2 separate regions of the Homo sapiens genome follow, and region 2 is linked to region 1. Evidence: read pairs that join two places in POLR2A ChIA-PET (ENCODE). Cell type or tissue: Caco-2. All regions are shown on one strand. Each heading gives the region's core, and the rest is flanking DNA. Links, peaks and the distances in the headings are about the cores only. Region 1 has its middle 26 kb from the start of LINC02643. Region 2 overlaps DNAJC1 (DnaJ heat shock protein family (Hsp40) member C1).

The links. Peaks named below come from ENCODE experiments on the same cell type or tissue, not always from the same donor. Only the 100,000 strongest peaks of a DNase experiment are listed, where the experiment ranks them.
Region 2: POLR2A ChIA-PET joins it to region 1 with 8 read pairs; 2 of 35 experiments call an interaction of 5 or more read pairs at or near these places.

What each region holds. Positions count from the first base shown.
Region 1 is chr10:21,390,817-21,406,908 of GRCh38, forward strand. It overlaps the pseudogene MRM3P1 and the pseudogene LOC100420467. Among named protein-coding and RNA genes, the nearest start is that of LINC02643, 26 kb to the left of the region's middle. RefSeq lists an enhancer at 12,270-12,809. In Caco-2, for the core only: no CTCF peak of the experiment used is centred there; a DNase peak (open chromatin) is centred at 8,995.
Region 2 is chr10:21,958,172-21,974,263 of GRCh38, forward strand. All of the region lies in intron 1 of DNAJC1 (DnaJ heat shock protein family (Hsp40) member C1), which reads right to left. Among named protein-coding and RNA genes, the nearest start is that of DNAJC1, 38 kb to the right of the region's middle. In Caco-2, for the core only: no CTCF peak of the experiment used is centred there; no DNase peak of the experiment used is centred there.

The DNA.
Region 1 (16,092 bases), core at 7,903-10,402:
GGGAGGGGATTTATGACAGTTGGGTTCTTTGGGGAGGCTCTGATTTTTGGCAAATAAAGGATTTCAGGAATTCAAATGCCTTCAGCTCAAAATAACTTTTGGGCCAGGCACGGTGGCTCACGCCTATAATCCCAGCACTTTGGGAGGCCAAGGTGGGCAGATCACTTGAAGTCAGGAATTTGAGACCAGCCTGGTGAAAACCCATCTCTCCTAAAAATACAAAAATTAACTGGGCGTGGTGGCACATGCCTGTAATCCCAGCTACTCAGGAGGCTGAGGCAGGAGAAGTGCTTGAACCCTGGAGACAGAGGTTGCAGTGAGCCAAGATCACGCCACTGCACTCCACCTTGGGCAACAGGGTGAGACTCCGTCTTAAAAGAAAAATAAAAAAGGCATATTTTGATGTGGCATATGCTGATCCTCTTCAGATATAATCTATTAGAACACAAACACAAATAGCAATAGTACAGAAGAGGACATGCTAAATGAAATGCCACAAAACTATGATTAAAATGCAACAAAGTTTCAGAGAAGAGGTCAATCCGTGGGTGAAGTGATCACAGAAGCCTGAATCAGAGCACAGGCAGGTGAGATGCATCTTAGGGTTTCAGCAGGCAGAGCAGGAAGAGCAGTCTAGTAGGCTGAAACGTTTTTTCTAATGGGCATGGTGGGAGGAGGGTATAGAATCTATCTATAGCATGTTACATATCTAGTCTGGCTAAAAAACATGGAATACTTCAAAAATTTGCATGCCATCCTTAAATAAGGTCTCAGCTCCCTTCTCTGAAATTTTGCTACAGGTGAAGGATGAACAACAGACACATTATCATTAAATCAATAACTAGTTTTTGTGGGCCAGGCACAGTGGTTCACACCTGTAATCCCAGTACTTTGGGAGGCTGAGGTGGGTGGATCACTTGAGCTCAAGAGTTCAAGACCAGCCCGGGCAATATGGCAAAACCCTGTCTGTACAAAAAAATACAAAAATTAGCCGAGCATGGTGGCAGGCACCTGTGGTCCCAGCTACTCGAGAGGCTGAGGTGGGAGAATCACTTAAGCCCGGGAGATCGAGGTTGCAGTGAGCCGAGATCACTCCACTACACTCCAGCCTGGACAATAGAGTGATACTCTGTCTAAAAAAAAAAAAAAAAAAAAAAACTAGTTTTTGCTAGGACTAGGAACTGTTTTGATCTTTGGAAACAAAGAACAGGCCAGCCCTTAATAGTATGTGAGTCCTTGTTACATGATAAAAATTCCATACCACAAAAATTGATTGCCCCAGTCATACTGGTCTAGTTGAAGCTGTAAATGGACCCCTTCTTAGTCAAGGAGACTCCATAGAAGCCTTAGAAGCTGGGTTACTGGCCATGACTGGGTGAGAGATCTAACATGCTTTATTATACTCCTTCCTTTTTGGAGCTTAGATGCAACAACTACCCAGCATTAATGTTAAAATAGAGATCTTAAGACTAACAGAATAGACTCTTTGTGGCCAATAAGATACCAAATTATAAACAGAACTTAAGGCAATGAAAGGCAAGGGTGAAGTCTCATCTGCAGTCCATCAATCTTGCTAAACAGGTCATTTTTTATTTTTTTGAGACCGAGTCTCACTCCATCATCCAGGCTGGAGTGCAGTGGCGCAATCTCAGCTCACTGCAGTCTCCACCTCCCAGGCCCAATCAATTCTTCCACCTCAGCCTCCCAAGTGCTGTGACTACAAGTGTACACCACAACACCTGGCTAGTTTTTGCATTTCTTTGCAGAGGTGGGGTTTTGTCATGTTGCCCAGGCTGGTCTCAACTCCTGAGCTCAAACAATTCACCTTCCTTGGCCACCTAAAGTGCTGGGATTACAGGCATGAGCCACCGTGCCTGGCCCTAAACAGGTCATTTTTGACCCAGGATATTGTGGCTGATTCTGACACAGCACCCTCATCTTAAGCATTTCTTTCTGCCAGCTCCAAGTTTTAGGCAGAGCCTTATTCCTTTAACTAATTGCAAATTAAATAATCTCTGGGCCAGGCACAGTGGCTCATGCCTGTAATCCTTGCACTTTGGGAGGCTGAGGGGGTTGGATCGCTTGAGGTCAGGAGTTTGAGACCAGCCTGGACAACATGGCAAAACACCATCTCTACAAAAAAATACAAAAAATCAGACAGCTATGGTGGCACGTGACTGTAATCCCAGCTTCTGAGGAGGCTCAGGCAGGAGGATTGCTTGAGCAAGGGAGGCGGAGGTTACAGTGAGCCGTGATGGCGCCACTGCACTCCAGCCTGGGTGACAGAGTGAGACCCTATCTCAAAAAAAAAAAAAAAAAGAAGAAGAAGAAGAAGAATCTCTGAATTCGCCTATAACCTCTAAGACCCCTCCTTCAAGATATCCTGTCTTTTGGGGCTCAACCAATGTATGCCTTTCATGTATTGATGTATGGCTTTGCCTGTAACTCCTACATCTCTGAAATGTGTAAACCAAACTGTAATTCAGTTGTCCCAGGACCACATACTCAAGGCTTCTTGGGTTGTGTCTTCCCCAGGCCACAGTCACTCCTATTGGTTCACAATAAACCTCTTTAAAATATTTAAGAGTCTGGTTTTTCTGTTAACAGAGCCAAGTGAAACAGAGCAAAGTAAAAATTATAACAGTGAGAAAATTATGGCCGGATGTGGTGGCTCACGCCTGTAATCCTAGCATTTTGGGAGGCTGAGACGGGCAGATCACCAGGTCAGGAGATCGAGACCATCCTGGCTAACACGGTGAAACCCCGTCTCTATTAAAAATACGAAAAATTAGCCGGGCATGGTGGCGGGTGCCTGTAGTCCCAGCTACTCGGGAGGCTGAGGCAGGAGAATGGCGTGAACCCGGGAGGCGGAGCTTGCAGTGAGCCGAGATCGCGCCACTGCACTCCAGCCTGGGTGACAGAGCGAGACTCTGTCTCAAAAAAATTAAAAAAAAGAAAAGAAAATTATGACAGTGAAAGAGACCTGACTTGACCAACCCCAAGCTATCCCTGTTCATTTCTGGTCGTAGGCCAAACTAACTTTGGGAGGAATTTAGTTTAGAGTTTAACTTTGAAACTAAGGCGATAACTGACCTTTCCTGAAACAAATCCGCTTCTTGCCTGGGGACCAGACTCCTTTTGTGAGACTAAAAAATTAGCCACAAGATTATAAATTATGGTTTAGTTTAAGAGCCAAGCAGCCGGGTCTCAGGGAAGATGGTGACGCTGGTGAAACCCGCGCAGTTTGTTGTGCCACCGTTGCTGCAGGTGGTCCAGACTTGGAACCTTGACACAAGGCCCAGGGTCTGGGCGCTGCGGCGGAGCCCAGTGAAAGTGGCGTTTCCTTCCGGAGAGGTGGGGGAACGGAAGCGCGCTCCCGGGAAGCAGCCCGGCAAGGCAGCATCTGAGGCCAGTGCCCATGAGCTACGAGAGACACAGCCGCTTGAGGTGTCCCCATCCCACACTCCCAGCACCTGGGAAGAGTCTGGACTTCGCTACAATAACGTTTTTCCCGGGGACAGGAGGCTGAGCGGTGTAATGACAATAGTAAAGTCCAGGCCATTTCAGGAAAAACAAGGGTAGATACTGCTGGAAGGTCGCAGGCTCATTGCAGAAGCTCTCAAGGCTGGAGCTGTGCCAAACATTTCTTCTTTAGCCGTCTAGAATACCTAAAGGGGCTGCCAGTCGATAAGCTGAAAAGTGTCAGCCTCATTAAGGTGAAATTTGGGGAGATCAAGGATTGGTCCGACCTAGTAACACCACAAGGAATAATGGGTCAGTGATTACATGGTGTGTCTTAAGGTGTGGAGACCTAGGATTAATTGCTCATACTTGTCTTAGGACAGCAGATTTCATTGAAATGAAATTCAAAATGTTACAATTAGAAAAATATAATTATCAAAGCTGTGTATCTTACAGCATTTTAAATGGAAATTGAAACCCGTTTTTCACTATCATTTGGATTATGGCTCCTTATAGTCTCTAGGAAGAACCACTATTCCTCGAACCTTATATTTTTTAGATTACTTCTTCAACTTTTTATGTCAGATTAAAAATTAAGAAAATGTTTACTAAAAGATTTAGCCCTTCATTTTTGCAAAACCTCTGCCCATGTGGTGATAACTGTCAATAAACTCCTTATTCTAGAAGCAGATCTAAGAAGTGAGGTACAAGCCACAATTTATTGCCCTGTTTAGCCCAATAAACAAAGAACCTTGTCTTCTAAAAAAAAAAAAAAAAAAAAAAAAAAAAAAAAAAAGAGTCGTCCAGCCACAAGATTCCGAACCTCCCCAATTGCTCCTAGGGATAACATCACTATTGCAAAACCTAAGATTGGTGCTTAAGGTGTTTTCTAGGCCCTGCATTCTCATGCACCAACTGGCACTACCCAGACCAGTAATCTGGCTCAACCAGTTCTCCAATGCCACCTAGGAACACAAGGCAGCAAGAAGAACCCACTTCAAACCCCTATGATTTTTATCTCCAAACCAACCAATTAGCACTCCCCACTCCCTGGTCCCCTCCCTGCCAAATTATCCTTAAAAACCACAGTCTCCAAATTTTCAGGGAGACTGATTTGAGTAATAAAACTCCAGTCTTCCACTTAACCAGCTCTGTGTGAATTAAACTCTTTCTCTATTGCAATTCCCCTGTCTTAATACATTGGCTCTATCTGGGAAACAGGCAAGGAACCTGTTGGGCAACTATAAAAGTTCTCAACTAGAAGGCTCTGACACTCAAGGAGTTGGTCTCTAACACTTTTTCTTTTTTTTTTTTTTTTTTTTTGAAACGGAGTCTCGTTCTGTCGCCCAGGCTGGAGTGCAGTGGCGCGACCTCGGCTCACTGCAACCTCCGCCTCCCGGGTTCACGCCATTCTCCCGCCTCAGCCTCCCCAGCAGCTGGGACTACAGGCGCCCACCACCACCCTAGGGGAATTTTTTTGTATTTTTAGTAGAGACGGAGATTCACCGTGTTAGCCAGGATGGTCTCGATCTCCTGACCTCGTGATCTGCCCGCCTCGCCCTCCCAAAGTGCTAGGATTACAGGCGTGAGCCACCATGCCCGGCCAGGTCTCTAGCACTTTTTCTAAATATTTCCCTATTTAAAAAATAAATGAGGCTGGGCGCAGTGGCTTATGCCTGTAATCCCAGCACTTTGGGAGGCCCAGACGGGCGGATCACCAGGTCAGGAGATCGAGACCATCCTGGCTAAAATGGTGAAACCCCGTCTCTACTATCTCTACTAAAAATACAAAAAATTAGCCAGGCATGGCGGCGTGCACCTGTAGTCCCAGCCACTCAGGAGGCTGAGGCAGGAGAATGGCGTGAACCCGGGAGGCGGAGGTTGCAGTGAGCCAAGATCGTGCCACTGCACTCCAGCCTGGGTGACAGAGCGAGACTCCCTCTCAAAAAAAAAAAAAAAAAAAAAAAAAAGTAAAAATAGAAAAATAAATGAGAGAAGAGCCTAACTTTACTAACTAACTGTAACTTTACTCTCATCTTGCTTATTTGCATTTCAACAAGCTGTCTTGGTGTCTGAGAAAGGCAGGAAATCTCAGCTTTGGCAAAAAATTACATATAATGGGCAGCATACTTTTTTTTTTTTTTTTTTGAGATGGAGTCTTGCTCTTGTCGCCCAGGCTGGAGTGCAATGGCACAATTTCGGCTCACTGCAACCTCTGCCTCCTGGGTTCAAGCGATTCTCCTGCCTCAGCCTCCCGAGCAGCTGGGATGACAGGCACCCACCACCATGCCGGGCTAATTTTTGTATTTTTAGTAGAGACGGGGTTTCACCATGTTGGCCAGGCTGGTCTCGGACTCCTGACCTCATGATCCGCCGGCCTTGGCCTCCCAAAGCGTTGGGATTACAGGTGTGAGCCACCGCTCCTGGCCAGGCAGCGTATCTTCTATCTATAGCAGGAAGTTATCCCAAGGGTGCACATCGTTTTTATATGTGTCACTGTCTCAAAAGCTTATATGCACGTGGCTTTCACCTCTACACAAAATAGGAGTTTTTATGTTTCCAAGCACATAGTAGATATGAAGGAAGCTTTTTGAGCTCCTATAAGAAAAAGGCACCATGCAATTTAAAAGATATTAGTACTAAGATAGAACAGAGACTCCTGTTAGTGGCCTGCAGGCCTCCACAAGCATGGAAAGAAAGAAAATCTTGAATTCCTTCAAGGGAAATTCCAGGTGCCTAGCCAGCCCTGAGAAATAAATAAACAACTTGATAAGCAAGAAGAAGGGAATAGTAACTTAAAGCAACAGCCAAGGAAGCTAGAATCATGGGATGTCTGCTTCCCTATGGAAACTAAAGATAACATCTTTTTTTGTTTGTTTTTTTTTGAGATGGAGTCTCCCTCTGTTGCCCAGGCTGGAGTGCAGTGGACCATCTCAACTCACTGCAGCCTCTGCCTCCTAGGTTCAAGCTATTCTCCTGCCTCAGCCACCCGTGTAGCTGGGATTAGAGGCATGCACCACCACACCAAGCTAATTTTTGTATTTTTAGTACAGACGGGGTTTTGCCATGTTGCCCAGGCTGGTCTCAAACTCCTGGCCTCAAGTGATCCACCTGCCTCAGCCTCCCAAAGTGTTGGGATTACAGGCGTGAGCCACTGAGCCCAGCCACCCCTGCCTTAAAAAACCCTTACCTGCAAGGTCAGGATTTAAGCATAAGCTGCCTGATCCTCCTTGCTTGGTAACCTGCAGATAAACACCTTCTTTCTTCCCACTGCAAACGTCGGTGTGGATATCTGGTCTTATCGTGTCAGGCAAGCAGACCCCATCTAGCTTCAATAACAGTACTGATGATCATCTCAGGTGGCCTTTTACAAATACATACCTGGCATCCTAATTTTTCAGAAAGATTTGAGGAGTCTTTTTGGAGAGTAGAGGGGTATAGGGTGTGTATTTGTATGTGTGCAATTTTCATTTCAACTGCATGGATTCACACAACATAAAACACGGGCATGAAAAGGACCCCAGTGAATGTTACAGACACCAGCACCTGCCACACGGTCTTGGGACACATGGAAATAATTCATGAAAATAATCAAGCAGGCCAGGCACGGTGGCTCACGCCTGTAATCCCAGCAGTTTGGGAGGCCGAAGCGGGCAGATCACCTGAGGACAGGAGTTTGAGACCAGCCTGACCAACATGATGAAACCCAATCTCTACTAAAAAATACAAAAATTAGCCAGGCATGGTGGCAGGCACCTGTAATCCCAGCTACTAGGGAGGCTGAAGCAGGAGAATTGCTTGAACCTGGGAGGCAGAGGTTGCAGTGAGCCGAGATCGCACCATTGCACTCCAGCCTGGGCAACAGAGCAAGACTCTGTCTCAAAAAAAAAAAAGAAGAAGAGAAAATAATCAAGCGGTTTCACCCCTTGTATCTGTTCAGTAGACCCTCCCTCTCTTTAAAATTATACTGGATGTGGCCAGGTGTGATGGCTAACGCCTGTAATCCCAGCACTTTGGGCAGCCGAGGCAGGTGGATTGCTTGAGGCCAGGAGTTTGAGACCAGCCTGGCCAACATGGTGAAACCCCATCTCTACCAAAAATACAAAAAATTAGTCTTGCGTGGTGGTGGGCGTCTGTAATCTCAGCTACTCAGGAGGACAAAGCAGGAGAATTGCTTGAACCTGGGACGTGGAGGTTACCATGAGCTGAGATCATGCCATTGCACTCCAGCCTGGACAACAAGAGCGAAACTTCATCTAAAAAAAAAAAAAAAAAACCCAATAACTTATGGAAAATAAAATTTAAAAAAATAGAAAAATAAAAAAATAAAGATTGTACTGGATGTAACTAGGACAAGTGATCTCTTTCATCCTACCTCACCAAAGAAGGCCCCTTAGCTGCATAAACTTGTTTAATGAATGAATCACCAAGATGATTAATCAAGGGATAGGAATGACAGTGGTTCCAAATGTGCCTCTATTTTTTGATAGCATGAGAATATCCCTGGCTAAGTAAAAGGGTAGTTGTAACTACTGTTGTAAATCACACTGACTTTTAGCAGGTTGTTTAAAGCAGGATGGAAAGTTCAGCCAGTCCAAGCACCAGGCTAGTCCTCTATTCCACACCTCATAAAATGAACCTAAGGTACCTTTGTAAGAAAGCAGCATAGACCATACAATGCCAGAGTCCCTGGGGAAGAGAGAAAATGTGAAAAGCAAACTATAGGCTTTAAAAAATGCAAATCCAGCTTATGTTTGGATTCAACTATTTTAAAATATGTCCTCTTAGCCCACTAGCCACTCCACTTGGAAGGAGACGTAATTTATGTCTAAGGAGTGGCAGAATTCATTCAGAATCATCATCTTCTAATTCAGCCTCGTGGCTCTAAAAATTGCCTCTGGGTACTTGCCTAAAATAACTTTTAGAGTCTGTACTCCAATAAAGAGTCCTTTGCTGAAACTTGGATCAAATGCTCATTTATTACCCTTACCTCTTTATCAATTAAAAAACATGTTATAAAAGCACATTCTTTATAAGAGGAAAGACATAGAAGTTATTCTCTTTGCTATGCTCACAGTACAATTTTTCCAAAATGAAAGGAAACATGTGTCCAGGGTGGGGAAAATGTGCTGGTGTCATGCGGCGGCTCTATGAAATATTACTACCTGATCAGAATCAGACAGAAACCAATGGGTAGGGGGTAACAACTTCCCTTTGCAAGCATCAGCTCTGTATGCGGTGGAGGTAAAAGTGATTAAGAGACTGAGCCAAGAACTAGAAAATCATATTTTTATTCAATGTTTAAAACTCAACTTTCTCTAGGTACAAGGAATCTCCATCTGTTTTAGAATTGGGATGATCACAAAGGTGCTGGCTGAAATGGTTTATTCCTAAAGCTCCTCTTCTTGAAAAAATATTTATTTAACAGATCAAAGCCTGTGAGCCCATCATCAGCTTTCCATTCTTCTCAGCACACAGCTATTGTGGACCCAGCCGGCTTCCAAATATAGGCATGGAGACATATGATGTCACAGTCTGGCATGCAAAGCTCCCCAACCCCACACATGCATGCACTCATAAAGAATGCAAACGTCTCTTAAAACCGTGCACTTAAACATGTTTTGTAAGGTTCTGTGGTTGCATCCCCAGAGATGGAAGTCAAGGAAAACCTGTTCTGCAGATGGAAAAAAGAGGTTATAGCAGAGAGGTCTACTCTCCTTAATCAGTAGTTTCTGGTCTCTAAAAGCAATGAGCCAGCCAAAGAACAAATGAAAAAAGAAATCTATTGACTAGAAACCCCTTTAAAAGAGGTCTTGGCTGGGTGCAGTGGCTCATGCCTGTAATCCCAGCACTTTGGGAGGCTGAGGCAGGCGGATCACGAGGTCAGGAGATCGAGACCATCCTGGCCAACATGGTGTAACCCCGTCTGTACTGAAAATACAAAAATTAGCTGGGTGTGGTGGTGCGTTCCTGTAATCCCAGCTACTCAGGAGGCTGAGACAGGAGAATAGCTTGAACCAGGGAGTCGGAGGTTGCAGTGAGCAGAGATCGTGCCACTGCACTCCAGCCTGACAACAGAGCAAGACTACATCTAAAAAAAAAAAAAAAAAAAAAAGAGAGAGAGATCTTATATTAAATCTCTGATCCATCTAAAACAGCAACATTCTGTTGTGTTAGACTCAGCATAGCTTTGTCCTTCAAGGGGAGACAGTCCATCAGTAAACACATAATTCTGAGTGACACCTATGTGCCTCTTGCTACAACTAGGGTTGAGGGCTAGATGTCAGAGAAGTTGAGGTTTCTATATGTAGAAAGTCTGCAGTCTAGCTTGGAAGGTGCCTTAGCCCATTCAGGCTGCCACAACAAAATACCATAGACAGGATAATTTATAAACAACAGACATGTATTTACTTATTTATCCACTTATTTTTATTTTTACTTTTATTTTTATTTTTGAGACAGTCTCACTCTGTCACCCAGGCTGGAGTGCAGTGGCGCAATCTCGGCTCACTACAACCTCCACCTCCCGGGTTCAAGCGATTCTCCTGCCTCAGCCTCCTGATTAGATGGGATTACAGGCATCTGCCACAATACCTGGCTAATTTTTGTATTTTTAGTAGAGACAGGGGTTTCACCATGTTGGCCAGGCTGGTCTTGAACTCCTGACCTCAAGTGATTCTTCCACCTCGGCCTCCCAAAGTGCTGGAATTACAGGAGTGAGCCACGGCACCTGGCCTAGTTATTTATTTATTTAGAGACAAAGAGTCTCACTCTGTCACCCAGGTTAGGGGGCAGTGGCATAATCACAGCTCACTGCAGCCTCAAACTCCCAGGTGCCAATGACCCTCCTCATCCTCCCAAGTAGCTGGGATCACAGTCACGTGCTACCACACTCAGCTAACTTCTTAATTTTTGTTGTGATGGGGGTCTTATCATATTGCCCAGGCTGATCTCAAACTTCTAGGCTCAAGTAATCCTTCCACTTTGGCCTCCCAAAGTGCTGGGATTGCAGGTGTGAGTCACTGAGCCTGGCCTATTTCTTCTTCTTCTTCTCCTTTTTTTATTTTGAGATGGGGTTTCACTCTGTTGCCCAGAGTGGAATAGAGTGGTTGAGTCACAGCTCACTGCAGCCTTGAACTCCTGGGCTCATGTAATCCTCCCACCTCAGCCTACTGGGTTGCTGGGACTATAGATATGCACCACTACACTTGGCTAATTTTTTACTTTTTTGTAGAGAAAGTTCTCGCTATGTGGCCCAAGTGGGCCTCAAATTCCTGGGGTCAAGTGATCCTCCTACCCCCACCTCCCGAAGTGCTGGGACTACAGGTGTGAGCCACTGCGACTGGCCCAGAGATTTATTTCTCATGGTTCTGGAGGTGGGGGAGTCCCAGACTGAGGTGCTGGCAGATTCAGTGTCTGGCGAGAGCCCTCTTCCTGGCTCATAGACAGAGCCTTCTCACTGTGTCCTCACATAGGGGAAGGGGCCAGCAAGCTCTCCAGGGTCTCTTTTATAAGGGCACTCATACCATTCATGAGGGCCCCACTCCCATGACCTAATCACCTCCCAAAGGCACCACCTCCTAATATCCTAATACTATCACCTTGGGGGTTAGTATTTCAATATATGAGTTTCGAGGAGACAGAAACATTCAGACCATAACAGGAAGCATAAGGAATATGTGAAATAATTAACAAACGATGCCATATAATATATAATAAAATGTAGAACTGCGAACCAGGCGTGGTGGCTCCTGTCTGTAATCCCAGCACTTTGGAAGGCTGAGACAAGTGGATCACTTGAGCCCAGGAGTTCGAGGCTGCATGCAGTGAGTTATGATGGCAACACTGCACTCTAGCCTGGGTGACAGAACAAGATACTGTCTCTAAAAAAAAAAAAAAAAAAAAAGAGTGTAAATGTGAGCATCACAAGTGTTGCAGATTCCACTGGGGTGTGTTGCAGGTTGGGTTCCTCAGGAAGCCGACTCTGGGGAGGAGATCGGAGCACAGGAATTTACCAGGGAGGGCTCTCAGGGCCAACGCCTGTTGGGAAAATGAAGGACTCAGGACCGGCCAGATGGAGCTGAGCGGCCTGCTGTGGCAAGCTCTGAAGCTGGGATGTCCCTTTAAAACTGTCCCACGCTGGGCCTATAGACAGCTCCACACATTCCTGCCACTCATTGAATGCCCAAGCAGGAGCGTGACATGGGACAAAAGTGACTCCTTGGGCAGAGGCCATTCCCAGGCCACCGCTGAACACTGATGGCTCCCACCCGGCCAACAGCACACCCAGCAGCTGGGGATATAAGTTCTCCATCCTTGAAGGAGAAATCTGGGCAGCACGGCACAGCATCTGCAGGAGAATGGCTCCACACCACAATCTCCCCACTCTGGGAAAGGCCCTCCATGGCCCCAGCCCCCACACCCACCTCTCCCTGCCTGCATCCAGAGAGGTGCCTCATTTCTAGAGGCAATCACCTGACTCAAGCTTAAACATTCCAGTTTTCTCCTGGGACTTGAAACTTGGCATGGATACAGAAAGTAGCAGTTATTGAAGCAGACTTGGTGCCCTGAAGAGAAAGTCTAAATGTTTCTGCAGCTGAAATCCCTGGAGGTTCTCTCTTGCCGCCAACTGGAAGCCAGGGTTCTGGTTCTCCCTTCAGTTCTGTGAGGAGCCGCGGGGCCTTCCCAGGAAATATGTGTTTTGGCCCATATCCCAGAACTGGATTTTATGGGTTGCAAAAAAGACTACCCTAATTAATAAACAAGGATTACAAGGAGGACTAAAGAATCTATTATGATGTGACTTTCATATGTGTCATGTCTAGGACTCCTTCAACACTCTCAGTCCCATGAAGGCAAGGACCAGCCTGCCTTATTTACTCTGAGGTTCTCACTAAGCATGGTGATTGACATAGCATAAGCATCTAGCAAATTTGTTCAGTGTTGGTACTCAGAAACCAAATACCCCAAAATACATCACATTGACATACTGAAAAAGAAGTCTCAAGTTCTCTCTGGCCTCCCCCAACCACCACGACCATCTCTTCCAAAGAGTTAAAAGTTCCTTTATCTGCCTAAGATCCAGGCCCATCAAGAAGAACAATTGTTTTTTCTTCCGCTCCCTGTAAGACCAAGAATGTAACCACACCTGAACCACCCTATCACTGTCAAAGAGAAGTATTTACAAGTTAATCTCTGTTCCCAGATCCATTTATTCTCCCTAGTAATCCCCTCAAAGAATTCCACTTCTACCCTCTTCCATAATCTGTTTTATCCCTGAAACAGCCTGGTTGTCTGGAGTAACACCCCAAGTTCCTTGTCCCATGGCCACAGAGAACAAGGACGCAGACACACAAAGAGTAAGGTTGAGATTGAAAGCATAGTAAGCGAAAGAAAGAGAATAGCTCTTTGCTACAGAGGGGGGTTCCCAGAAAATGCTGGATCTGCAGTGAAATGCAGGGGGGTGTATTGATGAGCTGGTGAGGAGGTGACGTCTGATTTACATAGGGTGCAAAAAACTGGTTAGACTGGGTGTGCCATTTGCATAGGGCACGAATTTCTGGTAGCCCCGCCCTAATCTTTTATTATGCAGGCAGGTCCTCTGCCTGAGCTGCACCATGTTGCCCATTCATTTACTGTACATGTGGTAACCAAAAAAAGGGAAGATGGAACCTCCGTGCTGGACATGCCTGGCCCCCAGGTAGCCCTTTTCTATTGGCACAGTTGCTGGCATTCCCCTGTGCAAGCTTGCAGCTTCCTTGTTCATGTTTGCAGCTCAATTTCTTAGGCTGCTCTTTGTTAGAAATGATTTTGGGGGCTGCTTTTTGTTGTAAGGGACACTCTGCTGAGGACTCTGTTGCCCTCACTATCTGCCTTAATAATTTATTTCTACCTCCAGGATCCAAACCCCCTTTCTTTCTGTAGCCCTAAGATGGTATATAAACTTTTGTACCTCACTATTGGGTTGAGTCTTCATTCTGAACGCTCCCGTGTATACACATTAAATAAATTTGTACGCCTTTTCTCCCATTACTCAATCTCCCCCAGGTCAGTGATTTTTTTTCAGCGAACCTTTAGGGAGTGCCACAGACCTTGGCCCTCACATCAGTGAATGAATGAATGGATGAGAGCAGAGGGCCTCAGCATAGATTGGGATTATAAAAAGGCTCCATGAAGGAGATGGAACTGGATCTGGCATTACATGTGTTGATTTTAAATAGTCAAAATCTGTAACTTAAAGAGGTTTATTCTGAGCCAGATATGAATTATTATAACCTGGGGCCCAGTCCCAAGAGGTTCTAAGAACATGTGCCCAAGGTGGTGGGGTTATAGCTTGGTTTTATATATTTTAGGGAGACAGAAGTTACAGGCAAAAACGTAAATCAATACATGGAAAGTACACATTGGTTTGGCCCAGGAAGGCAGGTCATTTGAAGGGGAAATGCTTACAGGTCATGGTTGGATTCAAAGACTTTCTGACTGGCCATTGGTTGAAAGAGTTAAGTGTTGCCTAAAGAGTTGAAGTCAGAAGGCCAGGTGCGGTGGCTCACGCCTGTAATCCCAGTACTTTGGGAGATCACAAGGTCAGGAGTTTGAGACCAGCCTGGCCAACATGGTGAAACCCCATCTCTACTAAAGATACAAAAAATTAGCCGGGCATGGTGGTGCACGCCTGCAATCCAAGCTACTCAGGAGGCTGAGGCAGGAGAATCGCTTGAACCCAGGAGGCGGAGGTTGCAGTGAGCCAAGACTGTGCCATTGCACTCCAGCCTGGGTGACAGGGTGAGACTCCATCTCAGAAAAAAAAGAGTTGAAGTCAGAAAGAAATGCTTAAGTTAAGATAAGAGAGGTTGTGGAAGCCAAGGTTCTTGTTACGTACACGAAACCTCTAAGTAGCAGGCTTCAGAGAGAATAGATGGTAAATGTCTGCTTTTGGATCTTAAAAGGTGTCAGAGTCTCAGTTAAATCTCCCTTCAATCAGGAAAAGACCTAGTAAGGAAAGGAGATTCTCTACAGAATGTGAATTTACCCCCACAAGAGATGGCTTTGCAGAGCCATTCCAAAATATGTCAAAGAAATATACTTTTGAGCCAGGCGAGGTGGCTCACGCCTGTAATCCCAGCACTTTGGGAGGCTGAGGCAGGTGGATCACTTGAGGTCAGGAGTTCAAGACCAGCCCAGCCAACATGGTGAAAGCCTGTTTCCACTAAAAACACAAAAATTACCTGGGCATGGTGGTGTGCACCTGTAATCCCAGCTACTCAGGAGGCTGAGGTAGGAAAATCGCTTAAACCCAAGGGACAAAAGTTGCAGTGAGACAAGATCATGCCACTGCACTCCAGCCTGGGTAACAAAGTGAAACTTTGTCTCAAAAAAAAAAAAAAAGAAGAAGAAGAAGAAAAGAAACATACTTGTGATACCCAATGGCTGGGCTCCGGGCTAAACCCATCCTTAATCTTGAAACCATGGCCCTAAGTGAAAACAGCTGGCCCGGTTTTTCCACCCAAATGTTGCTTTTTTTGGCCTGCCATGCCCCTATCCTGTGCCCATAAAAAGACTTCAGCTGGCAGAGCAACACATATGGCTGACCAGTGGGGACGCAAGTTGCTGAGCATTGGAGACTACGGATAGACACAGCTAACTTCAAACAGTGTGGCTTCAGGGAAAGATCACCTTCTCCCCACACCATCCCCTTTCCAACTCCCCATTCCACTGAGAGCCACATCCATTGCCCATTAAAACCCTCCACATACACCACCCTTCGATCCATTCCAGTGACCTGATTTTTCCCGGACAGCAGACAAGAACCCAGGCGCTGAGAGTGCAGGGGCTTGGATGCCGTAGGGAGTTGCACAGAGCCTGCTCCCGCCAGACAGGAGTGACCAGCCGGTTCTAGCTTCGTTCCCTCCAGTTCCCGCATTTGCTTGCTCACATGCTCCCTCTCACAAGCAGTGGCCAGGAGCAGGCTGAGTGAAAGGAGTCACTCCAGTTCCCACCCCTGAAGGGGGTCTAGGTCAAGGGAACTAGCCTGTCTCACTTTGGAATAAAATACTTTGATTTCTTCTAAGGCTTGTTGTTATCTGTCTTGTGATGCTATACCAGAGTCAAGTTGGAATTTGTTACCTTATTGCTACAAAGAGTCTGTTTTGTCAGTCTTATGATCTTTATTTTAATGTTAATGTGGTCAATTATGTTTCAACTCCAAAAGGGAGAAGGTATAATGAGGCATGTCCAACTTCCCTTCCCGTCATGGCCTGAGCTAGTTTTTTATGTTTCTTTGGAATCCCCTTGGCCAAGAGGGGAGTCCATTTAGTCACTTGGAGGACTTAGTATTTTATTTTTGGTTTACACATGAAAGAATATAGCTAAACAGAGAAAGGGAACCTGCCAGGAAGCAAGTGGCATGAAAAAAAAGAGCAAAGGAGGCCAGCCTCCTGGCAGTGGAGGGTGTGAATTTCGGGATTAGGTCAGATTGTACAGACTACTGAAACCCATAGAGAGCAAGGTAGATTTCGTGTAGAGGGAAGACATTGCTAAGTCACTGTTCAAAGGAGAACTGGATTCCTCATCAGCTTCCTTTCTCCTACTGAAAAGTCAGACTGAGAGAGAATCTCATGCCAAAACCTGTTA
Region 2 (16,092 bases), core at 5,751-8,250, 570 kb after region 1:
AACCAAAATTTCTCCATATAATACTAATAAAATTTTAATCCAAATGATTGAGAAATGAAGGTTTTTTTCTTTCTTTCTGGTATTTATGTATTTTTAACAGCTTTATTTAAGTATAATTTACAAACCATAAGAGTCACCTGTTTTAAGTGTTTAGTGATTTTTAGTACATTTATATAGTTCTGCAACATCACGATAATCTAGTTTTAGAATATTTCCATCAACCCAAAAAGATTCCTTGTACCTGTCTCCACAGATTTGTCTTTTTTTTTTTTTTTGAGACGGAGTCTCGTTCTGTTGCCCAGGCTGGAGTGCAGTGGCGCGATCTCGGTCACTGCAACCTCCGCCTCCTGGGCTCAAGCGATTCTCCTTCCTCAGCCTTCTCAGTAGCTAGGACTACAGTGCGTGCCACCACGCCCAGCTAATTTTTCGTATTTTTAGTAGAGACGGGGTTTCACCGTGTTAGCCAGGACAGTCTCGATCTCCTCACCTCGTGATCCACCTGCCTCGGCCTCCCAAAGTGCTGGGATTACAGGAGTGAGCCACCGCGCCTGGCCCAGATTTGCCTTTTCTAGGCATTTCATATAAATGGAAGGGATGAGGTTTTTCTGATATATTTAAACGTCAGATTTGGCAGAAAAAAAAATCACTATTTTTTTTGCAGAAAAATTTTGCTGTTGAACTTCTTTCTAAAAGTTATTAACATGCTTTGTTCATTTGGTAAGAACATTTTGAATATAACAGAGCTCCTTCTCCTTCTTTACTTCCTACCCTTCCTTCTCTTCCTTTTACCAGTTTATGCTCTTTTAATATTTAACAATCTTTACTCTCAACAGCCCGGTTTCTCAGTACAGAATGCATGGAAGGTATGAGGAATTGGCCTTTCTAGTTCAACTCCACTAAATATCCTGATAGTTTAACAGGAAAACAAAACACCAAGAAATCCAACATACTGAACTTTTTTCTTTTTTTCTGAGATGGAGTCTCGCTCGGTTACCTAGGCTAGGATGCAGTGGTGAGACCTTGGCTTGCTGCAACCTCTGCCTTCCGGGTTCAAGCAATTCTCTTGCCTTAGCCTCCTGAGTAGCTGGGATTACAGGTGTCTGCCACCAGGCCCGGCTAATTTTTTTTGTATTTTTAATAGAGACGGGGTTTCACCATGTTGGCCAGGCTGGTTTTGAACTCCTGACCTCAAGTGATCTGCCTGCCTCAGCCTCCCAAAGTGCTAGGAGTACAGGTATGAGCTACTGCGCCCAGCCACACTGAACATATTATATCCTCGAGATGTTTTAGTTTCTCCTGAATGTGGAATACATTTTTAAAACACTGATGAGAAATCCGGCCAAGCACTGTGGCTCATGCCTGTGATCCCAGCACTTTGGGAAGCCATGCAGATCACCTGAGGTCAGGAGTTTGAGACCAGCCTGGCCAAAATGGTGAAACTCTGTCTCTACTGAAAATACAAAAATGAGCTGAGCTTGGTGGCAGGTGCCTGTAGTCCCAGCTACCCGGGAGGCCAAGGCAGGAGAATCACTTGGACCTGGGAGGCAGAGGTTGCAGTGAGCCGGGATAGTGCCGCTTCACTTCAGCCTAGGCGACAGAGGGAGACTCCATCTCAAAAAAAACAAAAACAAAAAAAAAAAAAAGAAGAGAGAAATCCATTTTATACAGATCTCCTAAAATCTGTAATGTTATCTCCAAATGTAACTCCATCTCCCAAAAATTTTGGTGTCACTTTTGACTCCTCTTTCTCTCACAGTCCACATTCAATTCATTAATAAGTCTTGTTGGGTCTACTATCAAAAGCATACTCAGAATCTGAATACTAACACCCTTACCATTACCACAATGGGCCAAGCCACTATGATTTTTTGCCTGGATTATTACAAAATCTAACGTATCTCCCAACTTCAGCCCCTGCCTGGCACCTTCTCTTAACAGTCTATTTTCAGCACAGCATAGAGATTAAAACAAAAAACAGATGCAGTTAAAAGCCTCCAATGGTTTTCCATTTTACTCAGATCAAAAGCCAAACTCCTTAGTGGTTATCTTAGGAATTACAATTAACATCTTAAACTTGTAACAACCTAGTTTAATTTAATCTAGATAACCACTAAGAAAATAACAGGAAAGAACAGAATCAAAATAGTACACCATTTAAAAAATCAACTAAATACAAAAACAGGCAGTAATTGAAGAATTCGGGAATAAAAACATGTAAGATATAGAAAACAAACAGCATTAAAGGAAACAATCAAGAAAGTGACAACTAAGGCCGGGTGCCTATTATCACAGCACTTTAGGAGACTGAGATAGGAGCATTACTTGAGCCCAGGAGTTAAAGACCAGCCTGGCCCACATAGTGAGACCTTGTCCCGACAAAAAAATTACAGATATTAGCCAAGCATGGTACTTGGAGGCTGAAGTGGGAGGATCACTTGAGCCCTGGAGGTTGAGGCTGCAGTAAGCCAAAGTTGCACTGCTGCACTCCAGCCCAGAGGACAGAGGGAAGACCCTGCCTCCAAACAAACAGTGAAAACTACAGAAGGAGAAAAATATTTGCAAATCATATGTCTGGTAAGGAGTTAATATCCAGAATACATAAAGAACTCCTACAACTCAACAACAAAAAGACAAACAATCCAATTAAAAAATAGGCAAAGGCACCGTGGCACATGTATACATATGTAAGAAACCTGCACGTTCTGCACATGCATTCCAGAACTTAAAGTAAAATTTCAAAAAAATGGGCAAAGGATTTTAATAGATATTTCTCCACAGAAGATAATACAATAGCCATGAAGTATATGAAAATATGCCATCATTAGCCATTAAGGAAATGCAAATCAAAGCCACAATATATACCACTTCACAACTACAATCATTATAATTTTTAAAAAGGAAAATAATGTGTTTTTGAGGATGTGGAGAAATTTGAGCCTTTATACATTGGTAGTGGGCTCCAACAGTGCAACTGCTTGTGAAAAACAGTAAGATAGTTCCTCAAAAAGTTAAACACTGAATTACCATATGATCTGGCAATTCCATTTCTAGGTATATACCCAAAAGAACTGAAGGCATAAACTGAAACAGATACTCGTACATCATCGTTCACAGCAGCATTATTCACAATAGCCAAAGGTGAAAGCAACCCAAATGTTCATCAACAGATAAATGGATAAACAAAATGCAGTATATACATACAATGGCTATGATTTATCTATAAAAAGGATTGAGGTACTGACACACACTACAGCAAAGATGAACCTTGAAAACATTATACTAAGTGAAATAAGCCAGATACAAAAGGACAAATATTGTTATGATTCCACTTATAAGAAATATCTAGAATAGGCAAATCCATAGAGACAGAAAGTGGATTGGAGGTTACCAGGGGTTGGTGTGGGGGAAGGGGAAAAGGGTGGTTATTGCTTAAAGGGTACAGTTTCTGTTTGGAGTGATGAGAAAATTTTGGAAATTTTGGATAGGTAATAGTTGCACAGCATTATAATTGTACTTAATAGCACTGAATTGTATACTTAAAATGGGTAAAATGGTAAATTTTTGTTATACACATTTTACTTTTGTTTTTTAAAGCCAAAGTTCTTACAATCACATCACATCCTCCAAAGTCTTTTAAATGGCATCTGAAGTCACTGGGACCTGACGCCTCATTATCTCTCTGAACTCATATCCCATCACTTTTCCTCTAACTTTCTCCACACTCAGGCCTCCCTCATGTTCCCTGAACACTTTGGGCATATCATCATGGCCTCTGCATTTGCTGATCCTTCTGCCTGAAATGGTCCTCCCCCTTATCTTCATTACTCACATCCTCCCTCCTTCAGGTCTTTGCTCAAATATTGCCCTCTCAGTGAGGAGTCCTTTGTCTACCCTTATCTAAAACTGCAGTCTCTTGCACCACACTTCCTATCCCTCTTCTCTGCTGTATTTTTCTCCATAGAATTGTAACTAGTACATAATACATATTTTTTATTTACACTTATTCTCTTCCACTAGAATGTAAACACAATAAGGGCAGACATTTTGTCTGTTTTGTTTAATGCTGTGCCCCTAAAACAGTGCCAGGCACATAGTAAGCAACCAATAAATAATTGTGAATTAATGTATAGTAATTTATTCAAAATTCCAACATAAGACTTTTGACCAATTATTAAGACTTGCCACTTCTTAAAGCTTCTTCAAAATTGGAGATGGCTCTATTTTTACTCTAAACTCTAAATTCTATTCTATCCATCTAGGATGCAATTAAAACTTGCTATTTTATTGCTTTTTTTTTTTTTTTTTTTTTTTGAGACAGTTATCTCACTCTGTCACCCAGGCTGGAGTGCAGTGGCACCAACACATGGTTCACTGCAGCCCTGACCTCCTGGGCTCAAATGATCCTTCCACCTCAGCCTCCTGAGTAGCCGGGACCACAGGTGCATGCCACCACGCTCAGCTAATTTTTTTTCTTTTTCTTTTTTTTTTTTTTTGTAGAGACAGGTTATTGCCGTGTTGCCCAGGCGGGTCTTGAACTCCACCATGCCTGGCCTGACTTTTTTCGTGTGTTATGTTGCATTTAGCATTGAAAATCATTCCTACTGTCCCTGCACATTATTTAAAATTTCCCTATTCATTTTAACAGATGAGAAAAAGTAAAATATTGAAAAAGATCATATAACAATTAAACGGGAAAACCAGGTTTCTAATTTCTAATGTAATTTTCTCTGTAGGAACTTATCCTCTGTTTTCTTGTTTTAAAATAATATGGTTTAAACTGATATAAGAATTAGAATAAGCAGTTCCCTCATTTAATTCAGTATTTCATGAAGAACAATCAGTTGGTTGAAAGACATTCAGTTTTGTTCAAGTGACCAAAGAACATCCTACTTGCTCCTAAGAACCCGTTTCTTTGTGGTTCTTCCTGATAACCATAAAGAAAGAGAATAATATCATATAGCAGGTAAAAGTCAATTTAATCAAATACACTTTATAAAAACAAGTACACAGAAATATGCATATGTCTCACTAACTACAGCTATTTATAATTAGTACAGCTATTTAGAATTAGCTCCACGCTCAGTACATAATTTGAATCCCAAACTTACCAAGGTTTTCACCAAAAGTAAAAGCTGCTAAGCGTTAACACTGTAACACCTACTTGAGATAACTGAAGAACAGTTTTACATGCAAGGTGTGTAAGGAAAATAGAATATACTTTTGGTAAAAGATTATAAAAAGGCATGAAAATGTGGATTTTTCTTGCCTAGATTAAAGGGTTAAAAGATTGTTTTAAGTTAGATAGAATAAAGCTGAAGGTTTGAACAAGTTGTGGAAGGTTTACAAAGAAAACTATTATGTAAAAATCTGCTTTACATAATTATGAACACTTATGCATAAAAGGAAGTGCTACTGAGTAGTGCAGTCTATGCCTTACTTCTAAGTACTCACTGGGTCCAACCATATTAATTTATTTCCATATCTTGACTTCTGATCTTTTTGCGTCTTTGTATTTTAAGTATGTCTCTTATAAACAGCGTACATTAATTTTGTCATTTATTTTTTCATTGGCTCAATTTTTGTCTTTAGATAATTTTATTCATTTCCATTTAATGTGTTTATTGATATACATGAATTTTTTCTACCTATTTATTTTATCAGGGTCTTTTTGCTTTTTTGTTTCTATTTCTTTCCTTTCCTTTCTTGACTTTATTTATTTACTGCCTTTATTTATTTTAGAATGAGTGTTTTCTGTTTATTTGTTTTCCTAAACTCTTAGGGACCACAGGCCTTAGGGCATTCTTTCCCCACCCCTACTCCCCACACATTTTTGGAAGTCATATGCTCTATTTAGTGGCTACTCTAGTTAATTTGAAATGCATATTAAATTTAACAAAGTTGTCTAAAGTTAATTAATGGTAAATTTTTGAAAAGAAAATTTTTGAAAAGACATGGTATATTTCTGAAAAATATAAAAACCTTAGAATATTTGAACTCTGATGACTCTCATCAAACATATACCATTGCTACCCCAAATTTTATTTTATTATTTTATTTTTTTTAGACAGGGTCTCACTCTGACACTCAGGATGGAGTGCAGTGGCACGATCTCGGCCCACTGCAACCTCCACCTCCCGGGCTGAAGCAATCCTCCCACCTTAGCCTCCCCAGTAGCTGGGGCTACAGGCACACGCCACCATGCCTGGCTAATTTTTTTGTATTTTTAGAAGGGGTTTTGCCATGTTGTCCAGGCTGGTCTTGAACTCCTGGGTACAAGCCATCTGCCAGCCTTGGTCTCCCACAGTGCTGGGATTACAGGCATGAGCCACCATGCCCAGATTCAAAATTTTAATTTTATCCTATTTACCATCTTTACAAATTAAGTATTTCTCTCATACAATGTTTGCTTAGGATTTATCTATATATTATTATATTTATTCACTATTCAACGTTACATCTCAAACTTTGCATCTGCTAATCATTTTCCTTCTCCCTGAAGTTTAGTCTTTGGTATTTGCTTCAGAAAAAGTCTGTTGGTTTTTTTTTTTTTTTAATTCTGTTTTTGTTGTTTTTCAGGAACTGTCTTCATTGTGTTCTTTTTCTTGAAAGGCAGCTTCACTTGGCATAGAATTCTAGAATTCCAGTATTGAGGTTATTTTCCTCAATGCCCTGAAGACAATACACTCTTTTTCTTCACTGCTGCTATGGAAAAGTCATCAATCTATAATTTCTTTGTAGATAATCTGTCTTTTCTCTTTGACTGTTTTCAAAAATTTCTCCCTCTCTTCTGCATTTTTATTATGTTTCTGTTGATGGTTCATTTAGCTTCTTGAAAATACTGTATTGTATAACAATTCTCAAAAATATCTCAGTCACTATCTTTCAATCTTGCCACTTCTTAGTTCTTACTATTAATATTATACAACTTCCATAACTCCAATTAGATATATCTTTTATCTCTCACATTTTCTATATCTCAGTCCCTCATGTCTGCATCTCTTTGTTATCTCAAGATAATTCAAGATAATTTTTTCTGTTTTCTCTTTCAGTTCACTAACTCTCTTTTCAGCTGAGTCTAATCTGCTGTCTAGTCTATTTTGTATTTTATAAAACTTCTTACTTTGAAATAATTTTAGACTTACAGAAAAATTGTGAATATAGTACAGTTTCCATATATCCTTACCTCAGCTTTCCTGAAACTTAACCATACTACAAGTACTAAAACCAGGAAACTCACATTGATGCAATACTACTGTCAGAGGCATTCTAACCAGAGTGACTCCATTTTAAGTGAGGGCTAGGAAAATGAAGCTGGGACTTGCTGGGCTGCATTCCCAGAAAATTAGGCATTCCTAGCCTCTAGATGTTTACATTTAAGGGAACAAATTAACAATGTTTACTAAACAAACTCAGACTTGGGAGTGTCCAGATATCCTGATATCTGGAGAACAAAGTCATTCCTAATTTTGCTTTAAAGATAATAATATCAATTTTGCAAAATATAGTAATTAAGACAATTAACCCTTTAACACAAACCCTTGTAGCAGAACACACCTCCCCATATATACGAGTATATACCTAGGGTGGACGCGTTCCTCCTATTTTTGGAAATGTCCTACTCTGTTTATGTAGTAGCTGTACTTTCACCACTTTACTTTGTTAATAAACTTGCTTTAACTTTGCACTGCAGACTCGCCCTGAATTCTTTCTTGCACAAGATCCAAGAACCCTCTCATGGGGTCTGGATCAGGTACCCCTTTCCTGTAACACTATTATCTAGAGACTTTGTCTAAGATCACTGCATTTGGTTTTCAGATCTCTGTGGATACTTCCAATTTGTGACAGTTCTTCAGTCTTTCTTGTGTTTCTTGATCTTGACACTTCTAAAGAGTACCAGTGAGTTAGTTGTGAAATGTCCCATAGTTTGGGTTTGCCTGACATTTTCTCATGATTAAATTTAGGTTACGCTTTTTTGGGGTCAAGACAACCATGTAAGTTATATTGTACCCATCTCTGTGCATCCTATTGGGGGTAAATATGCTGATATATGTTCTTACTGGTAATACTAACACTGTTCACTTGGTTAAAGTGGTATTTGCCAAGTTTCTTCCCTATGAAGTTACCATTTTTCCCTATATAATTAATACTTATTCTGTGGGAATACTTACTAAGTATTCTGGGCATACTTTTACCAACTAATTTGAGCATCCATTGATAATTCTTGTCTGTAACAGTAAATGCTGGGGTGTTTATCTAGTGGTGATTTTTTTTTTTATCATCATCAGTCTTAACCTTTGTTAACTGGGATTCTACTGTTAAAAAAAAAGCTGTGCCTTCTCCCCTACTTGTTTGGTTATTTATTTATGTAGGTATAAATTCATGGATATTTATTTTATCCTACAGGTTAAAATCCCTTACTATCGTCATTCTGTTATCTAAGTTGTCCCAGATTTGGCCACTGAGAGATCCTCCAAGCTAACTACTGAGTTCTTTTGCCCACCTCTTTCTTCTTCTTCTTTTTTTTTTTTTTTGAGGTGGAGTTTTACACTTGTTGCCCAGGCTGGAGTGCAATGGCGCGATCTTGGCTCACTGCAACTTCCGCCTCCTGGATTCAAACAATTCTCCTGCCTCAGCCTCCCGAGTAGCTGGGATTACAGGCACGTGCCACCACACCCAGCTCATATTTTGTATTTTGGGTAGATACAGCATTTCACCACGTTGCCCAGGCTGGTCTCGAACTCCTGACCTTAGGTGATCCACCTGCCTCGGCCTCCCAAAGTGCTGGGATTATAGGTTGTGAGCCACTGCACCCGGCCTTGCCCACCTTTTTCTTCTTCTTCTTCTTTTTTTTTTTTTTTTACAGTATCTCTCAAAATTTTTTACAGTCTTACTGAAATATAATTTACACACAATTCACCTATTTTAAGTGTACAACTTTTAACAAATGTATTTAGCTGTGCAACGTTCATCACAATCCAGTTTTAGAATACTTTCATCACTCCAAAAGTTCTATAATGTCTATCTGCAGTCAATCCCGGTTCCAATACCCAACTGCAGGCAAACATTGATTTACTTTCTGTGTCTTTAGTTTTACCTTTTCTAGAAATTTCATACAATATGCAGTCTTATGTGTCTGGCTGTTTCATTTAGCACAATGTTTTTGAGGTTCATCCATACCATCACATGTATCAGTTCTTCCCTTTTTTTAAATTGCCAAGCAATATTCTTTTAAGCACTTCCTTACTTTCTTGCACCACAGTGTTCTAGGATCATCCTCTGTTTTTCCTGTCCCAGACCTGGAACCAACCAACCATTTCTCTAGGCATCCCTATTTACCCATTGAGTTTTTATTTCAATTCCCTTTTTCATATTTAGAAGTACTATTTGGTTCCTTTTAAATCTGTTTGGCTGTTCTTTAAAAGGTATCAGTTAGGATATAGGCTAAGACCCTGTAACAAAGAGATCCTAAAATACATGGCTTAAATATGATAGAAAATGATTTCCTTCTCAAGTAATAGTCTAGAAATAAGCTGTGTAGAGCTGGTGAGGCAGGTCAACACATACTTCAATCTCTGGGTCCAAATTCTGCGGACTCGAGTTTTCATCAATTATCAGTACACAAGAAGAGGACACAGGTAGGGGGCAGTACTCATGTATTGCTTTTTAAGGCAAAACACAAAGGTGTCACACATGACTTCTATTCACAATCCACTGCCAAAACCTCAGAGGCCATACCAACGTTCAAGGAAAGTTAGTACATGTTGTTTCCAGCTTGACAGCCATATATCTATACAACTTATTAACTTCTAAAATAATAGATCAGTCACTTAGTCTCAAGTTTCTAAAATGAGCCTTCATACAATCCTACCCTTTATTGACAGATATTTGAATAGTTTTATATTACATCAATAAAGTTCAATTAAAACATTTTCCAGGATTTTCACTCAGCCATTTGCAATGGATTATTTACATTTATCAGTATCTTTTCCTCTCTACAAGTTACCACTTTCTCAAAGTAAAAGGATTAAACAAGTAAAAGAATACATAAGGAGTTCAACAATAAAAGTACACTGCTATAAAGCCTAATATAAACTATTAGCTAACATTTGTTAAGCAGTGTATTTTACATATATAATTTCATTGAAACCTCACAATCACCTTATAAGATAAGGGCTTCTTATCTCATAGGTGAGAAAACTAAGGATTAGAGACCTTATGTTACCCAAGATCGTAAAATTGGTATTACGGCAACCCAACTTTGAGTTCCTAGCCACTATGCTTTAAAAGTGAGTATTTTCTCCATACTTTAAATTCTCTAAATTCATGACATATCTTTTTTTTTTTTTTCTTTTTTGAGACGGAGTCTCACTCTGTCACCCAGGCTGGAGTGCAGTGGCACGACGATCTCGGCTCACTGCAAGCTCTGCCTCCCAGGTTCACGCCATTCTCCTGCCTCAGCCTCCCAAGTAGCTGAGACTACAAGCATCCGCCACCACGCCCGGCTAATTTTTTGTATTTTTAGTAGAGACAGGGTTTCACCGTGTTAGCCAGGATGGTCTCAATCTCCTGACCTCGTGATCTGCCCACCTAGGCCCTGCAAAGTGCTGGGATTACAGGGGTGAGCCACCACACCCAGCCAACATATCTTGAAATTGATGGCATATTACAAACGCTGCTGCAGCAATAATAAGTGGCAATAACAAGGCAGCTGTCATTCCCTGTTTGTGCACAAAACCTGTAGTATTTGAGTTGGAAGAAAATCCTAGGAGCCTGGGCACAGTGGCTCATGCCTGTAATCCCAGCACTTTGGGCCAGGCTGAGGTGGACGGATCACTTGAGGTCAGGAATTCGAGACCAGCCTGGCCAACATGGTGAAACCCCGTATCTACTAAAAATTTAAAAATTAGGTGGGTGTTGCAGCACATGCCTGTAATCCCAGCTACTCAGGAGGCTGAGGCAGGATAATTGCTTGAACCCGGGAGGCAGAGGTTGCAGTGAACCAAGATTGCACCACTGTACGCCAACCTGGGCAATAGAGCGAGACTCCATTTCAAAAAAAAAAAAAAAAAAAAGGAGGAAAATCCTAGGGACAAAGAGTTGGAATAATCCTTTAACTCCTAAAATCCAAACGACTGTGAAGAGAGGATGAGGGCGGGGGATATCAGACATATTTAGCAACATTTCCAAAATAGGTATAAAAAATAAATTAACTCATCATAATTGCAAAGTGGCTTACGAATTCAGCACCAGTGGTTCTTGATTCTCTTCAGAAATACTGCATAGAGAAAGACTGCATGTAGAAAAACTGAACACCAATGACTGAGTCAAAAAGTGATTCAAATGAGTCGGACTCTGAGTGTAAAGAATGTTAGCAATTCCTTAGCCAGTTGATTTCACAATGTATTTTCATTTTCAGGTATGTACAAGCGTTATAAATAATATAATCTATGTCTTAGTAATTCCGATAGGGTTATTTTAACAAATATAAAAATTCTAAATTTTAAAAAGCATTGGCAGTATGTTTTCTTTTTAAGTAGTACATAAAATAATGGTTCAGCCAACTATGAATAGCAGGAACAGTGATTACTCTATGATTCACTATACAGCACCTTATGATTGGTATTATATCTCAAGAATATAACATCAATGAAATCATATTCCCACCCCCAACCCCATCTTCTGACCATGAGTTTATGCATTATGTAGGATGGAAATGTGGTGATTAACCCATTTTGTCACTTGGCACTTTCCCAATTTTTTCAGATTCATAAAGTATATTTATCTGCTGAGTTTCCAATTTATTCAGTTCCTGATTTTCTTTACACCTTAACCTACATATAGTTTGTAAGACTGAGAACTAAAAATGTTTCAAGTATTTAAGTTACTTTCTTAAATTAACCTTTTAACAATTTATTTGTATTAGCATTTCTCACTACTCAGCATTTTGGTGTTTCTAAGTTTTCTTGACTGGAAAAAATTATTACAAACACAAAGTTAAAAATAATGTAATTCAGATTTATATTAACATAATTTTGTACTATCTAATAAAAGTGGAACGAACACTATACATTTGGTAAATTCTCTGTGTCCTTCCAAATTGTATCATTCTGAAAGCTGAATTATCTAATAAATTAATACTCTCATTTTCATCTTGTCCTAAGTTGTTAAAGGAGGTCAACAGTAGAAAACAACAAAGATTCCACATTTCTTAACAGGTATTAAAATATGACTTTAAAAAAACCAAAAAATTTAAAAATAGCACTGGAACCAGAAACCAAATAGAAGCAGGAAATTCTCAGTTACAAGACAGGCTAATAAACATTTTTAAATTAAGGATTTGAAATTTATCAAGAGGGGAGAAAATACTTGCAATCCTGTTCAAATATTTGTTACTGTCCTTCTATAATGAATGTTTTCCTTTGTAGACCTTGACAAACTCTTTCCCAGGTCAGCATCTCTATCTAAAGGTGATAGACCAAAGATTTATTTTCAGACATGGACCATAATGGAATACAGAGTTGACTTGATGCATGCTGTGCTACTCCCACAAAAATATTCCTGAAATTATTTTCTCAGGCATAGTTAGTATGTTCTCTGATTATGGTATGAAAAAAAAGATCAAATTGTTAGCCAAAGAGTTCTTTAATCATACCCTAATTTTTCTATATTTCTAATCTCTTACATGCCTTTTATTCCATCTGATAGTTTTGAAATATACCTTCTAAACTTTCCCCCTCCTTATTGAGGTCTAGTTGACAGTTAAATACTGCATATATTTAAGTTATACTACTTGATGATCTGATATATGTATACACTATGAAATAGTCACCGCAATCAAGCTAATTAATACATCAATCACCTTACATAAGTATCTTTTAACATTTTTTTTTGGTTTCTAAACTTTTATACCATACTGAATAAAATAGTATTTTAGTTTTTCCTGATATGACACTGGACACATAAGTATATATGAGTATATATAATAACTATCTAATCTTACATGTAGCATAACACCTTTGAACTTATAATTTCTCTAGAGATATTTAGGAAACCAATGACTGCTAGTGAATAGTTCCCTTTTAACATTAGATTTGGCTGATCAACAATTCAGTAATAGCTGGCAATGAAATAAATAATTATTTAGATATCTTCTATTTATGTCAAGTAACGAATTGTTTATCTTAACATATTTTACCTTTAGAAGTTAAAATCATTACAAAGAGACATATCTTATTCTTCTCTTTGTTATGTATTTATAATGACCAACTTAAGAGAAGTTTTAAGTCCTATGAGAAATCAAAAAAGCAACTGAAAACAGAATTTGAAGAATCTTTTAGTAAGAAATACTTGCTTAGAATAAATGATACATGAAAAACAGGGACAATTTTTTAAGCTCCTTCCTTTGAGAAACATAAAATATGCTGTACTTTAAAAAAATAATAATTTGTCACAACAAATTTCTGCTCATGTCAGAAACTCTTCTAAAACTTATTTTGAAAATATTCTGAAATGAGAAGTTTGACATCATAATTCAAATTACTTCTGCTAAAACTGTCATTAAAACTAAAGAGCAAATGGTACAAATATGAATATATGACATTAAAGATAACTAAATCATTTTCTAAACTTAAGACTTTTAGCTCAGCCTTCATGGTATTACAACTGATGGAATAACTGGAGGATATTAAGAGAAAACATGATTGAATGTGTCATGTAAACAGATTTCAAATATGTAAGAAATTTCCAATTCTCAGAAAAACTCAAAAATTGGACTCTATAATTTAAGCTCACCCTCTCTCACCCCACTTTTCCTTTATCCTCTTTATTTTGTATATATCTGCATAAAATTAAAAACTACATTCTACTGTAGTGGTTTACTGATATGGAGTGTGACCTAGTCTTTGTTTTGCTTTCAAGGGGACTTTTGTAAAATATAACATAAATTACTAAAAGAATGAAATTACAAAACAAAGACATATAAAATATAACTCCAAATATTGTTATTAGATTCCATAGGCATGCAATTACCATGTAAAATTGCTATAAAATTTTCTAAATGTTTATTCTCAATTTCCATACTTATTTTATTGCAAACAAGTAACAAACAATCTGCAAACCAGCATGAGTCCACAGACCATATTTTGAGTAGCACTGCCTCAGGTAGGGATCAAGAAAGACATTACACAAAAAATATTAATGAGGAATTCATAGTTAAAGCTTTAAGTGATATATAATCTATAAATTTTCTACTTGAGTATGTATTTAAATCTAAAATAAATGCAACAATATAACTTTCTTCTCAAAATTAGCAGCAGCTTTATCACATTTGAAGACAAACAGAGTTTGAAGGATATTTGAACATGCAATTAATTTAAATAAGAAAAAAATTTGGCCTTGAAGATAAAATAAACTCTACAAGTTAAATTAATCTAATACTTTTCCCTTAAGAGTAACACTGGTTGTTAAATCGGTCCTATAAATAATTCCTATTTGTCCAGTATAAAACATTACTTGTTCTAAATGAGTGATTAGGAGGTTACAGCCATGATTCACATAAAATGAACTGATGATCACCCACTGGTTTTAAAACAGAACTATTTCTGCCCTAACTACTACTGGAGGAGTTGCTGATATATTTCCTGTTCTACACCAAGAAACTGAAAATAGGGTATTTCAGGTTGAAAATAGAACCAGAGAACCTAAATACAATAATATTTTCCAATAAAATGTCTTTGATTCAAAAGAATAGAAAGCTGAAAGGCCCTTCAAAATATGACACCATTTTTCAAATCAGCTTCCAGCTTTGTTTACAACTTTATAAATCACATAGTTAACTGAAGTAAAGAAATACTAAAAACTGATAATTTGTGAATAAGCCTTAAGGAAGCAATAAATCCAGAAATGAAATTAATAAATACATATTTATATTTACATTACCTAAATAACAGGGCTGTTATGGGATGTGTATTCTGGTTTATCAATTCTGTAAAAATCAAAATTTCTATGACCAAAGAAGAAAACTTGTTACTTCCAATATTTGAACTGTCATAATTACAGCAGCAGTCTTTCCTATGTGACTCCTGAAGGCAAATGTAGCACCAATGAATGAAACTGACAGTTATTAGGTTAAGTTTTAATAACCACACTAACAATGAAAATGGCCGTCTATGAAGAAAGTCCTATATTTCTATTACCAGAGAAAATCCAGCTGAAGGTACATAACCAATGATTAGATTAAAATTATTTTCAAATGTTCTATTAAATACCAAGACTCTATTGTTCTATTGTGATCCTAGCAAAGGGATAAATATTTCCTAGCACTTGGCTAGAACCCATCTTCTCTTATACAACAGATGAAAATGATAACTTTTTGCTGAAATGAATCTAAATTGCTGAAATGAGCTGTATCAGTATTCCTCAAATATGCAGTTGTACCTGAAGTTAATCATATTGGGTAAAAGAACTGTGTTTCAAAACAAATGTGTGAAAAACCTGAATGTGCATAGTTAACAAAATTATTTTTGGTAATTATTTACTAAGGCTGCATAGTTTTATGCTCACTACTTAAAAAAAAAAAAGAAAAAAAGAAAAAAGAAGTGTTAGAAAAGATCTGGAGATGAAAGTTTCTCTAGCTTGAAATATGATTTTTGGCCAGGTGCGGTGGCTCACACCTGTAATCCTAGCACTCTGGGAGGCCGAGGAGGGTGGATCGCCTGAGGTCAGGAGTTCGAGACCAGACTGGGCAACATGGTGTAACCCCATCTCTACTAAAAATACAAAATCGGCCGGACCTGGAGGTGCGTGCCTGCAATCCCAGCTACTTGGGAGGCTGAGGCAGGAGAATCACTTGAACTTGGGAGGCAGAGGTTGCAGTGAGCCGAGATCACGCCACTGTACTCCAGCCTGGGCAATCGAGTGAGACCCGTCTCAAAAAAAAAAAAAAGAAAAAAGAAAAAAAGGAAAAGAAATATGATTTTCAATAGTAACCTACCAACCAGATAGGTCTTAACACTTTTCTTTTCAGTAATGAGGAAGTTAGGCTCAACCTAACCAGTTAAAATGAAAATTTAAACAAAATGGAATTTTCACCCT